Linked DNA regions of Mus musculus: region 1 is linked to region 2. Evidence: chromatin contacts called from ENCODE Hi-C or POLR2A ChIA-PET data. All regions are on one chromosome and are shown on one strand. The core of a region is the stretch at or near the end of the contact, and the rest is flanking DNA. Distances in the headings are between cores, read along the strand shown.

What was found. Hi-C counts contacts between places; a loop is a spot of excess contacts on that map. ChIA-PET counts read pairs that join two places held with the same protein, here RNA polymerase II (POLR2A).
Region 1: a loop to region 2 is called in a map of CH12.LX, with 2.8 times the contacts of the local background. The contact joins the promoter of Med7 here to the promoter of Itk in region 2. A Hi-C loop is called at or near these places in 8 of 37 maps with a recorded cell type or tissue (CH12.LX, T-helper 1 cell, T-helper 17 cell and 4 more). POLR2A ChIA-PET finds 5 or more read pairs at or near these places in 1 of 5 experiments (embryonic stem cell).

What each region holds. Positions count from the first base shown.
Region 1 is chr11:46,434,816-46,442,256 of GRCm38, reverse strand. Med7 (mediator complex subunit 7) reads right to left here and starts at 5,296. Exons shown (of 3, transcript NM_025426.3): 1 at 5,066-5,296; 2 at 2,282-2,451; 3 at 1-1,694. The coding sequence starts at 1,677. The coding sequence ends at 976.
Region 2 is chr11:46,384,899-46,391,451 of GRCm38, reverse strand. It overlaps Itk (IL2 inducible T cell kinase), which reads left to right and starts at 1,937. Exons shown (of 17, transcript NM_010583.3): 1 at 1,937-2,179. The coding sequence starts at 2,042.

The sequences.
Region 1 (7,441 bases), core at 4,047-6,546, 47 kb before region 2:
TGTCATGAGGTATTTACTAGGGTGGATTTCAAGATTAGAAAACTGGAGTAGCTCTAGTTATGATTTCCAGTATGACAGACTAGAGGATAGAGAATGAAGTTCAGTACTTTGGCTATGAAACTGAATACCTACTTTCTAACTTGATTCTGCCACTTATTAGTTGGTTAAGTCAACTTCTCTGAACCTCTACTTCCTCATCTGTAATGACTAAAGACGGATTGAGTTGTGGGTAGCTTTGTGATTAGAACTGTGCTACCAACATATACATGTGTTTGAAAAGGATATAAACTGGACAAGGTGTTCTGATTAGATTACTTTGGAAGCAAGACTCTTCTGAGGGTGGTATGATGGCTAAGAGACTAGGATAGTCTTAGCAAACACAAACCAGAAAAGAAGCTATGTTGAGACTGAATAGCTACTCAATAGAGTTATCTTTTGGGGGAAGCCTGTATCCATCTGTGAAGGTGAAGTATGTACATTTCTCATAGAATTGGATCATAACCACATCATTACCTGACTGGGGCAAAAAAAGAGTCCCTAACAAATATTCTATGGAGAATAAGGAGGAGAAAAGCTGTGATACTGAGTTTGCTGGAACAGTAATCAGAAAAATAAACTTTCTATATTATTTTGGAATAAATCTAAACATTTTATAATTTCACATGTACACTTGATGCCCTTTATTAGTCTCGAAGCAAATAACTTTTTTTCCAAGAATGACAATTCGTTATTACTTCAAGTTTTTATTCCAACTCCAAAAAATAGGACTATCTCAAACAATAGCAAACATTCAGCTTTTTTATGGCAATTACTCAAATATACTTGCTGGCCTATGTTTAGTGTTAAATTACCACCTACAGCATTTCAATTGAAAAAAAGTCTCTTAGTATCTTTAGTTATACCTCTTAAGACTGTCTGAGAGGAAATAAACTAATATATGATGCTACTTACTAAAAGGAAAAAAAGGAATATTCTTCATGGCCTTTCATTCATTTCATCAATTAGCACACATAAGGCAGCATCTTTTTCTATAATCTGGTCCCTTCTGTGACCTGAACTTTCTCTTTGTTGTTCATTCTGTCCAGGACAATTGCTGTTATCATCAGTATCCATCGGCTCAGCTTTAACTCTCATCCCTGCTTCTGAATGGGGCAAATCATCGGGCAAAGAAGCCAAGCAATTCTGAATCATTTCAATGACTCGTTCCAGATGTTTCTGAAACCTCTCAGCTGTTTCAAGGCGCTGGCGTTTCTGGACCTCCATCATGACTCTCAAAGTCTCTCTTGCTTGGTGGGGTCGATATTCATTTATAAGATGATGTACATGTACAAAAAGTAGCTTAAGATCTTCTAGCTTTTCTTCTCGTTTTATACTCCCAGGACTTCTTATTAAGATGTCTAAAAGGTCTAAGAAATTAATCAGTATAGACATATTGAGTTTTCTCAGCTCTTTCTTATGATCAAATTGCATAGGATGAAGCCGTTCAATGCCCTGACTTTCTAAAGGGCGAATGATAAGATCATCACATTGGAACTGGTTGCCAAACATCATGTAGCTGTCTTTAATTGGAGGAGGAGGCTTGGGAGCCAAGCCTTCCTGAATATTTTCATCTGTATATTCCTTGATGTACTGCATTGGAGGCGGTGGAAGTGCACTCACTTGCTGTGGTTCACCCATTGTAGACAATCAAGAACCTAAAGAAACAGAGCACGATTCAGAACAGAATCATGAACACCACCTTCCTCCTGCTGCCCCCAATTAGTGACTTCAGAATATGTTCTTCCTTTTTCTGACAGTACACAGTCCAAGACAAGATGATCTTAGATTTTAAAATTAACATTTACAGCAGTGAATAGCTATCAATTATGTTCTAATTAAATATTATGTTAACATCCATGTATTTTCCTTTATTTCCTCAGGGTTTTCAACAGTAGTTAATAAAACAAAAGCTACATCTTTTTCCTCTATAGAGAATGTCTGAGGGAAATGGAAGCTGGGACAGCCCACATTAGCTCTCTATCTACTGGGGCTTGCGGGAAAAATCTTCAGATATAGGCCACATTTCAGTGGAAGACAGGCACCCACAATACCAGTAATGACAAAAACAAAACAATCCTTCCAGAGCACGGAAGACTTGTCAATTTCTCAAAAACAGACCGGGCAAAGTATACTGGGGGGGGGGGGGGGAGAAGAGCAGGGCAGGGTGTGAGGGAGGGAGAGGGTCTTGTGACATTTGTTACTGTGTCATGAAACTTCACTGATGAGAGAAAAAAGTACCAACCTAAGACCAGAGCAGCCTGATCAACACAACTACGATGTTCAGAAGTTCACTGTGGGTTCAGACCATATTATCTTCAAGTTTCCTGATAGGAAATACACCTTGAAAATTGAGAACGTGTTGACCACCCAAGACAACAGGTGTGCTAACTCACCCGATAGGGACAGATGATCCTGGCAAAGAGAAAATAAAGCAAAGCTTTATGAAGATCTGACGGTGGGGGGGAGAACAAAAAACAAAAAAACTTCCTTGTTAGGCTAATGGGATAGAGCAAGGAAGGTACAGAAAGTTGCACACCAAAGACTCTGCCTTCCAAAAGGTTTGCCCTTTGTCTACTTTGTGATAGCACCACAATTATGATTCTAACATTCAAGTGTAAAGACAGGTTCTGTAACTCACAGTGGACAATGGCAAGGTCATTTTTACTGCAGAATCACCGTTTAAACTACTTAGTCACTGACTCCCAGGTACCATGACTTCTTCACAATACTGCTCTGGTCCTACGGCCTGCTGTGTCCTGACTCTTAACTGTATTCACCCACGACTGCAGGTTTTTATCAGATAGTTTGTTTAACTGAATCAGACTTAAAAATGCTGAATTGTTATGTTTATTGCAGTGAAGATAACAGAAGTGAGAGCCTTGTTGCCCTAATATCTCTAACTATACACCCAAGTCGAGATATGCAAACTTTGTCTATGAAGGAAATTCTGAGAACACAAAACAGTATCACTTAGAAACCCTACTATTTTTTTGATCTCTTCAAGTCTTTCTCACCTGTTAAAGAGCACTCTTGCTGCCTGCCAGACTTCACGTGATGGTGAAGTAAGATCTGCTCTGCTTGTTTAGAAAAGGATGCTAGCACTAAGGACTCACATATTCTAGGTAATCTGACAAATGTAAAGCATACAAAGTGGAAAAACAAGCAGCAGAGTCCACCACAGGTTTGGCAGAGGACTTTATTTACTGTTATTTTTAAACATTTTTTTAAAAAGACCTAAACTGGGCATGATGGTTCCCGCTGTAGTCATGATGGGTCATGCTGTAGTCCCTGTGACTGAGAAGCTCGATAGCTCTAAGTTCAAGGCCAGTTTGGACTACACAGTGAGGCTGGGCCAGCCGGTGCTAAAGATCCATCTTTAAAAACTAAGTAAATATTTTTAAAATATATAAAAGTGGGAGTAAGATATGGTAGTGGTCTGTGAGGTATTAGAGGAGTGTGGAAGCGGGTATGATCAAAACACATGTGTGTTTGTGTGTGTGTGTATAAAATTCTCAAAGAACAAACATATTCTGAGAACTAAGGAAAAAGGGTCTGTATTTAGGGTGCTTTTATATGGTACATGATATACTATTTTTTCATGTCTGACTCCTTTTGGTAGGCATATGTTGGAACCTACTCTGGAAAAGAACATTTATATGCAAATGTCATATGCCTTATTTATTATTCTTTCCCATAATCAAACTACATATGGTATCTATTAATCTCATGTCGTTCACTTTCCTTTTTACTGTACAGTGGTCTCCAAACCCAAACACTTAAAACTCTCTTTACATCTTGACAAAAATCACCATTGTTGCTGGGCAGTGGTGGCGCACGCCTTTAATCCCAGCACTTGGGAGGCAGAGGCAGGTGAATTTCTGAGTTCGAGGCCAGCCTGGTCTACAGAGTGAGTTCCAGGACAGCCAAGGCTACGCAGAGAAATTCTGTCTCAAAAAAACAAACAAACAAACAACTATAACAAAACACCGTTGTTAAATTTCATATTTCAAATATTTTCCAAGGTTTCTGAAGGAAGCCACATCTTACAGTATAGTAGAGTTAGTATAGTACAGTTTTCTTAACACATTAGCAATTTTTACATCTTTTCTACATAAATTTAAAACCTAAATCCCAACATATATGGTCAAAATAACCTTTGCTTTTTCCAATTTAAGTACATTATACAATGAGAAGATTCTTGAGTGCTTTCTCACACTGATGTACACTGCCAATACCTTAAATCTGAGGGAAGCAACTCCAAATTCTTCAGATTGTCTAACTGTTAGAGCTAATTCAGGGTGTATATACCTAGAACACGAAAGTCTACTTGTAGCCACTTCAAGTCAACACCTGGCCTAAATTTCATCCCCCGAAGGCTTTTGAAGTTGGGGATCTGCGCTTCCCTTAGCCACACCCACACTAAACCCGCAGTTTCCCGAAGGTTTTTAGTAAGTGACAGATCCGCATCCTCACTCCAATCATCAGGACGGTACGACTACTCCCAATTTGACTATAGAGACAAGAAGCCAATTCCCAACGTGCAGAAGGGGGTGAATTGTACAACGGGAATCCGCATTAGTTTTTTCGGGCGCAAGTGCAAACCCCCGTAACTTGGGCATCCCGCGTTAGAGCGGGCCACCTTACAGAAACCGCCCATTACCGGTTCAAACTGAACTTTTCAAAGCCGCTGGAGGTCGTGACTCGCTAACACTAACAAGATCCAGTGTCTCGTGGGTGCTTTTTTTTTTGGGAGGGGGGGGGTCCGCAAGCTCAGACACTTGGCTCACTTTGTCCCCGTGACTGGGTCCCCGCGGAAAGTCTGGTACAGGATGAATCCGGCTCCGACCCAGGCTCTCGCTCCCCTCCCCCAGCCCCCGCGCTCCCAGGCGGCTACTGTCACTTTACCAATGGCGACAGGGCAGGCTAAGACCACGACATTATAAAAGCCCGTGGCGTGGGGACGAGAACTCGGACCTCCCAACCTCCCGTCTGGCTTGTCGTCCGGAGAGAGCGGTACTCGGTGTACCTTCGGCCGGCCGCCTGCCTCAGGCCCCGGGGAGGCTTCGCGGAGGAACCGGGAGGAAGGCTAGCCCGGGCGTCCCAGGCTGTCCCGCGCCGGACTTCGGCGCTCCACGCCGGGAGAGACGCAACCGCGGGGGCGGAGAGACAGACTTAGGCTGCGGTCGCCAACCGCCGCCGCCCGCTCACCTCAGCTCTTTCTTGCTTTTCCGGTAGTGACTTTTCCTCAGCGCAGCGGAAGCACAAGTTCCGGTTGCCTTCTCAGGAAGAAGCCTCTGACGCGGGCCTCTCATTGGCTACCAAGGCTGTCCTATAGCAGGTCCTACTCCCGCCCTAAAGATGTTGCACATGCGCACTTTCGCATCTCCTGCTTCTCTCGGGAAAGATCCGCTGTCTGGTTTCTTGGTCAGGTCAGGAGAATACTTCTTCGTACTTTTTGTTAGTAGAAGAAAGTACTCTCTAGTAATTCCATTCCTTGCAGCCCCCACTTTTATACGAGACTTTTAAAATTAAATACTTGCCTTATGTAAAAGTCAGAAAATACAGATAAGCAATATATTTAAAAATTATACTAATGTAATCATCAAAAATGTTTTTTAAAAGCAAGATTGTACTCTATGATATATTCATATATATGGAGATATTTGTGAACATGATTAAGAATAACATCCTAAACCTTCATTTTCCCCCTTCCATTCACTTTTATTTTCATTTAGGAATTCAAAGATGTCTATAACAATCCTTCCACAAATTGACAAGTGAAAAAAACTTAATATAATTTTTTAAAATGGAGGGAGTGGGTAATTTCACTGTGTAGCCCAGGCTGGCTTCAGATGTCTCTTCCCAGCCTCTGGAAAGCCAGAGGTATAGAAATGAGCCATCAGGACTAGCAAGAAATATTTCCATTTTGGCCTTTCCCTGAGGGAGAGGAGGAGGGGGAGGGAGGAGAGAGAGAAGAGTTGTTAACAGATGATATGGGAGTCGTAAGATGCAGTGTTGCAAACTAAAAGTAAGATAAACAGCTCTGCTTCACAAACAAGAATGTCTCAGTTTCTTCCTTTAAATATGTGGAGCATTGCAGGCATAAAAACAAAAGAAGAGTCTACTCACTACCAACTTCCATAGTTATATGAGCCCCATCATTTTGTCTCTAGTCTGGTATGAACCTCTAAAAGGTAAGGGCTCTTCGTTTTTTCCTATACCCACAGATTTATTATCTTACTGAAAGTGTACTAGGGGTTATTACACTGATAGAATGAATGTGTGTATGCACATGGATATATATGTATATATGACTTATCCGAGTGACTTACAAGATGCAGTTCAAGTAGTCCAGCAATGGCTGTCTCAGCCCTGAAAGGCTGAGAATCCTGTAGTTGCTCAGTCTAAGAGGCTGGATGTCTCAACAGACCCCCACCTGGCATTGGAGACCTGGAAGATTCCTGGAGAGCCACAGGTCTTCAGTCCATGTTGGAATCCCAAAGAAGTTTGGTTCTAATACTGGCAAAGGAATGGCACAGCAGTGGTACAGATGAAGTTGCCAGTGAGTGTTAGAGCAAGCAACCAAAGAGCAGTTTCCTTTCTTCATGTCCTTTTATCTGGGCAGCCACAAGAAAATGCCACTCAGTCTTTCTGCTTCTAAAGATTAGCCATCACCCAAAGATAAGTTCATGGGTGGAGAGCTTGCCTAGAATAATACATATAAGACAACCCCAGTACTACATAAGGGATAGCCATGTCATGTTAGGGACTGGTTAAAAATACAGTTTAATGAATACTTTGTTTTGTCTATTATTGACTGTACTTGCAAGATCTGAATGTTAAAGACCCAAATGTAACCTCAGTGCATGGAGGGTAAAAACAGAAGGATCTGAAATTCAGAAACTCAAGGTCATTCCGGCTACATAGTTTAAAGTCAGCTTAGGCTGTGAGAATTTGGAGGGGTAGCTTTTAAAATCAACTTCCATATCAATATTTGGATTCAGATGGTCTCTGGTTCCAATTAAGAGCTGCCCCTTTCTAACTACCAATGTCTTTTAATTGGTTTGTAATCTTTGCATTGTTTCCCCCATCAATGTTCTTTTTAAACAACTCCATCCATTTTTAACATGCCTGAATCAAGTGTTCCCCTGACTCCACTGTGTTCTGCACCAGAGACTTGCAGTTCTCATTGTACCCAATCTGGCTCAGTACTTGGCATATTTGGTATAGATCACCCCAGGACTTAGAGCTATGAAGCTACTTCTCAGTCAGAAGCCATCCATATGACACAGGTAATACCATTCATTCAGATCCTGGAACCCCCTCACCTCTGTACTTCAGACTCTACTCTGAACTTCAGCTTTATCCAAATGCATTACATCTGTTTGCAAAAGGTGTCCCC
Region 2 (6,553 bases), core at 688-3,187:
TCTTGTTCAGAAAAGAGTTGTATGGCTATACCAAGTTACAGAAAAAGCTAAAAACGATGTCGTCTTTAGGCAGGCTGCCCAGATGTCCAGATAATCTTCAGGCAATCAGTTACCCTAGAGAAAGGAAAGAGAAGGAAATTAGTATTTTTTGCTACAAACTGTAGTTTAAAAAGTCTACCTCTGGCCGGGCGTGGTGGCTCACGCCTTTAATCCCAGCACTCGGGAGGCAGAGGCAGGTAGATTTCTGAGTTTGAGGCCAGCCTGGTCTACAAAGTGAGTTCCAGGACAGCCAGGGCTATACAGAGAAACCTTGTCTCGAAAAACCAAAAAAAAAAAAAAAAAAAAAAAAAAAAAAAAGTCTACCTCTTTTGTACATATTTTTCTGTCTTAAAATCTCAGCTTATCCCTTCTCTCCCCTCCCCTCCCCTTCCCTTTCCTCTCTTCCTCTTCCCTCCCCGCCTCTTTTTGCCTTCATTATTCAGCAGCATCCAATGTATGATGTGAAAGGAGGCTGCAATTAGCAATTACATCTAAAACTACACAGGAAAGTTGTACTGCCTCCCTCCCTTTGTCTCGTCCTCTGTTCTTCTCTGATGAGCTGCCTCTGCCTGCCCCGGGACTTCTTGGCTATTAACTTCCTGGTCACATAAGTTCTACACCATAACATTATCCTGACTCAAAGGTCAGACCCTGTGAATTGTCCACAGGGCAGATAAGCTTTAGTTCCCAAAGAGCCCTTACAAGGAGGTAGCTTGCTGTCTGTCTGTGTGTCCTGCCTCCTCATTAGAGTCCTTATGGCAGAGGAAAATAGGAGAGAGGATTCCATGTGGGAAAGTCTGAAAGGCTTCCCAGAGAACGTTGCAGGTCGGCGAGGCTGGCAGTATCTCATAGGCGCTCACTGGAAAAGAAAGAGACAAGAGAGAGTGTTCAGACACAGGACACTGCATTTTTGAAGTAGCATACACAGAAGGAAGCCAGGCACACCAACGGTGTCCAAAGGGGCCCCTGCAGTGCCTCATACAAGACCCCTGTTGCTTCCTTTCATAGATGAAGGAACTGATATTCCAAGCCACTGGACAGTGGTAGGTAGTAGAGATGGAATTCAAACCGATAGGTAGAATAAACAGCCCTGTGCAGATCTCTGCATGCCCTAATCCCTATAACCTGTGACTGTGTGTTGTTGGGTGATAAAGGGGAATTTACATTCCAAATGGAGTTATAGCGCCCATCTGCTGACCTTAAAATAGGGAGCCTGCCCTAGACGACCACTGTGAGAAGGGCCCAGTGTGGTTCTCAGGATCCTTAAATGGAGCAGAGGTAGGAGGAAGAGATTTTGGCAATACAGAGCAAGCAGGGCTCGACCTGCAGTTTGGGGGTTTGAAGATGGAGTAAAAGAGTCAAGACAGAGGCCACCAGAGTGTCCCTCAGTAGGGAGGATGGTCGCAGAGGCAGTGTCCCCTAGAGATCTGCAAGAAAGGCGCACAGTCCCACAGTCACCATGACTGTCACTCAACCAGACACATTTCAGACTTCTAAACTAGAGAATTGTAAGGCGCTTTGAGCCTTGTGGCTCTATGGCGCTTTGAGCCACTAAGCCTGTGGCAGGCAGTCCATGATAATAGCAATGGGAAACTTACATACAAGCTGAGCTCCATTGACCCCTGGATCCCTGTTCTTAGTCCCTTGTTTACATGACTTAACTGTTGTCAAGGCTAAACCAGGAGCTAGAAGAATTATAAGTGAACTCCTCTTATAATTCTAGGTTTCTTCAAACTTCTTTTTCAAACCATATAGCTAAGGGTACGCATGTGCCTCCCAGCTTGGTGAATTTTGAAAGGATGTGGTCATGGCCTTTGACATCAGAGGAGGGAGCTCAGCGGTGAGGCTGGCTGATGCTGATAGAAAAGATAAGGTTAGAGGCAAGTTGCCTTTGAACGACTCTCTAAAGATCAACTGCATCCTGTCTCAGTCTCCGCTGCTCCTCTCCTTCAGTCGCACTGCGGGGTGATGCCCAAGGCGCATCACTTTTCAGAACTGGACCATGAACAACTTCATCCTCCTGGAAGAACAGCTGATCAAGAAGTCCCAACAGAAGAGAAGGACTTCTCCCTCGAATTTTAAAGTTCGTTTCTTTGTCTTAACGAAAGCCAGCCTGGCCTACTTTGAGGACCGCCACGGGGTATGAGAAGGCTTACGTTGTGCTTTGTTTATTTTGTTTATTTATTTTGTTTATTTACTTTGTTCTGTGTTTGGACTGAGCTGATTCCTGAGATAAACTTGAACACCTGGGATGCAGGTACAGTGTGTTTTGGAAGCCACCAAGTAGAGTTAGAGATCGGAAGAAATGTGGAGAGTTCTGAGACTCCAGTGTCAGTTAGATTTGGCTATTTCAATTCTAAAATCTGTAGGTTTAACGTTCATACATTTCTTATGTGGTGAATGTTGTGGATAGGACTTGAAGTTTATGTAAACATGAAGTATATGTGGCATCTACAGTCTGTAGGACAGTAAAATATTAACTATGGCTTATTAAGACGTAAGGGGAAACCTAGCTCAACTTCCCTGTTTTACAAAAGAAGTGGTTCTTAGACTGTGAAGGGAGGTCCTATGTAAGATTTTCACGACTTGAACTCTGCTTATCTCAATGGTCATCACTGCCCTGAGGCCATGGGGTCCTACTTCCATTAAAGTGACATTCTAAAGTTGGAAGGAACAACCCTCTTTGTGGTAAAACATCTCAGGAGACTGGGGGTGTGGAACACAGAGTTTCTGCCTGCAGACCAGGGATCCCGCTAGAGTGTGTCGGCTCAGCTGGAGGCGTCTAATGACATCTTCGTGCACAGCAATAACAACAAAAGCAAGCGAGTGTGTGTTAATACTACAGTGTGACAGGAGCACTGGGTGGTGCTGGGAGCTTAGCCCATGGCTAAGTCCTCTCTGAGGCAGCCAAGGGCCAAGAGCATTGGCTGGGGCAAGACTTGGTCTTTTGAGAGTAGGGTTGCTTTCTAAAATAACCTAGGTCTATCTTGACTGCAAGTTACTCCGAGGCCAGAAGCTACTGGATCTGCTGACACTTGCTGCTAACGGCAGGGTGATTTAGGTAATGGTATATTGATGTCACACCCTTCTCAGTCCAGGCAGCCAGAAGCCCCTCTGACTAGGCTGGTTAACTCTGTGAACCAGAGAGGAAGGGAAGCGAAAGAATTAAGATGCTTTATACAGGCAAATATGCGCAGACACATATACATTCACACATATATTTACACTTTCATTCACATTCTTATTTGCACGTTAACACATTCACATTTTTGTTGGGCCCAATCACCTGTCTCATACACTCCACAAGCATTCATGCATGCTTACATACACACATACTCCTACGAACATACATATAGACAAACAGACATATACATCTGGATAGATAGATGGATGGATGGGCAGAGCCCCCCCCCCCCCAAGCCAAACTATCCAACTAACAACTTAATTTCTTTCCTCTGGCTTTTTTATACCTTCTCAGACAAAAATTTCTTTAGAAAATTACCTCAGAGATAAAATGTTACACAAATTTGAAGTTACAAAAAGATGTTGATATTTTAGCTCAAAGGAGTGTTTCATTCTATATGCTTGTTACAAGTTCAAAGCTTTTACATGGCCCTGGCTTATCATAGTTCATATCTGTGGTTGTATCCTTGGGCCTAAATGTTTTTCCTTGAACACAAATTTGTCCCAAGTCTATTTCTCTTTTTAGTATAATTATTAAAAGCTCATTGTATTTCTTATTATGCAGCCTTTTCTTACTATTCTGAGGAGTGGGCACATTCTATTCTTGACTGTAACCTTATTACAACTTTCTAGCAAAGCAACTAAGACCATCTCTTAAAACTTCCTAAAATTATTTGAATCAAATCGGGAATTCTATAGAATCATTATTAATTCATCTAAACAGCATTAATTCATGAACATTCATCTTTATGCTGATCTGAAGGAAATCTGATCAATAGGGTGGGCTAATGCCCAGGGACTGTTAGTTGCATAATGACAGGAAAGGCATATCAGTTGTAAGAAGCAATCCTAAGATGACATCTCTTTGGCCTTACCATAAAGCTCACCCATTGCGCACCATGCCAAAAATCCAACGTACCACCTCTAGGAAGGCCCCCTGCTAACCTTAACCTATCCTAGATGTCTCCTGACAGGGTGCGGGTCAAGTCGTCGCTGCACTTCCCACTGAGTGAGTCAGCCTGGGCAAATGTCCTCCATCAGACTCGTCTCCTTTGTAAATACAAGGACTAGACAGCAACCCCAAGTTCCACTCTTTCTTTCAAAATCTTTTGTTTTTGACACAGTGACGCTTGTTTAATTCTCCACAAACACTTTTCGAAGCTTGTTTGATTTCTCACCATATGGTTGTAGTATTTCTGCATCTTTAGAGGGGCTGGGCACTGATGAGTACTTAGGCTTTAGCTTGGTGCTCACCGAGATGAGGAGGCTTCTGTTCCCTGCTGGTGTCTCGCTAGAAGATCCACGTGAGGGGAGTGAGGTCCAGTCTATGAGGCTTTCCGTGAATGTGGAGCAAAGCACTTAGAGGGGGGAAAGGCCTAGCCTCATAAGTGTCAGGGAAAAGAATGCCTACCTCTCGAGAATCACTTGTCTTCAGCAGGGTCTCACTTACAACTTACCAATAGATGAGAGGCAGATAGAATAACATATGTTTAGGCCCCATTGGTGAGTGGCCAGGTAGGTGCCGAGCTGTGGGCCTGGGGGATTCCCCACATAGAACTAATAAGTCACATGGCATCAACTCTCTGTTTCTGTGAACGCAACATGAAATTCATGTTACGTAGTGAGAGCATAGCCACGCACCTTTAAATGACTTTTCTCTAAATGGATTTTACACTTTAACCAGTTTTTAAAAAATAGTTTTTAATTTTTGAGATTAGTATATAATTACATTATTTCTGCTTTTCCTTCCCTCTACCAAACTCTTCCATGTATCCTCCTTGCTCTCATTCAAATTCATGGACCCTTTTCTCTTTACTTGTTGATGTTGTTGTTGTTGGTGGTGGTGGTAGTGATGTATATGTGATAATGTTACTATATAACCCAAGCTGGAACTTGAAGCCTTCTAGCCTCAGCCTCCAGTGTGTCTTGATTGTGAGTAGATCATAAGTAGGTGCCACCACACCCGCTTTACCTCTTAAGAATCATAAAAAAACATTTCTAACACAAGCTGGATATGGTGGCACTTGCTTGTAATCCCAGTACTAAGGGGACTGAGGTAAGAGGATCAATTAAGTTCAGGGACAGCAGCCGGGCATGGTGGCGCACGCCTTTAATCCCAGCACTCGGGAGGCAGAGGCAGGCGGATTTCTGAGTTCGAGGCCAGCCTGGTCTACAGAGTGAGTTCCAGGACAGCCAGAGCTATACAGAGAAACCCTGTCTCGAAAAAACAAAAACAAAACAAAAAAGAAAGTTCAGGGACAGCCTGGGATTCCAGACCAGCCTCGGCTACCTAGCAAGACTTGATCTCGAGAGAACAAACAAACAAACAAACAAACAAACGAAGAATTAGAAAGGGGAAGAACAACTCCATGACAAACGATCCGTTCTGTAGCCCTTGGCTGTTTCCATGAAGAACAAATATATATGTCATGAATTGTGCTGTAGAAGTGGTTCTGGGCTTCATGCTACTGAAGCAGTGGCTCGAAAGACACAGGGTGCCCTTCACATTCGAGCACAGCATCAGATGTTCTCTGGACCTGCCCGGTGTCTTGTAAAGCGGTCTCTGGCATCTGCAGTTCTTTAGCCTGGTAGCACGCTGGTACAACGTGAGAGTCACTGTGTTACTAGAGGGGAGCGGTGGGGCCCTGATTTGTAGCGTTTGTTGATTTCTCTGTTATAAATAACCCCTTCATAGAGCTGGGATGTAGGGCAGTTAGAAGAGTATTTGCTGAGCATGCATGAAGCTGGGTTCAATCCCTAGCCCTGCGTAAAGTAAGTATGGGGATGCACAATTACAACCCCACACTCAGGAGGCAGAAGAAGAGAACGAGAAGTCCAAGGTCATGCTCAGCTATATAGTGAGTCTGAGGCCAGTCTTCAATACATGAGAGCCCTTTTCAAAAAAGGAATCCCTTGGCCATTTCAGTTAATCAGTGTGGATCATAAATTCCTGAAAATGTAGCAGCTTGCTCTCATAGGCCAGTATAAGCCAAACCTAGCACACCACTGGCAGACGTAAGTATAGTCTCTGGGGAGGTTGATGACAACTGAACCGTAAGAAAAAGAGAAAAATCAGAGGGCCCTGAGCATGGGATAGAAGGGGTAGCACAGATGGAGACAAACAGTACAGGGTGGAAAAGCCAGTGTAGCTGGTAAGAGCTGGGTTCAAATCCAACCTCTCTCACTTTCTAGGTGTAGTATCTCTGACAAGACATTTCATTTTAAGGCATTTCCCTATTTGCAAAGTCAGGGCCCTGATGGCTCTCTCTGTCTCACAAGAGCACAAGCTAAGAGAAGTATATTGCAAGCTTTATGCTCATCTTACACACCA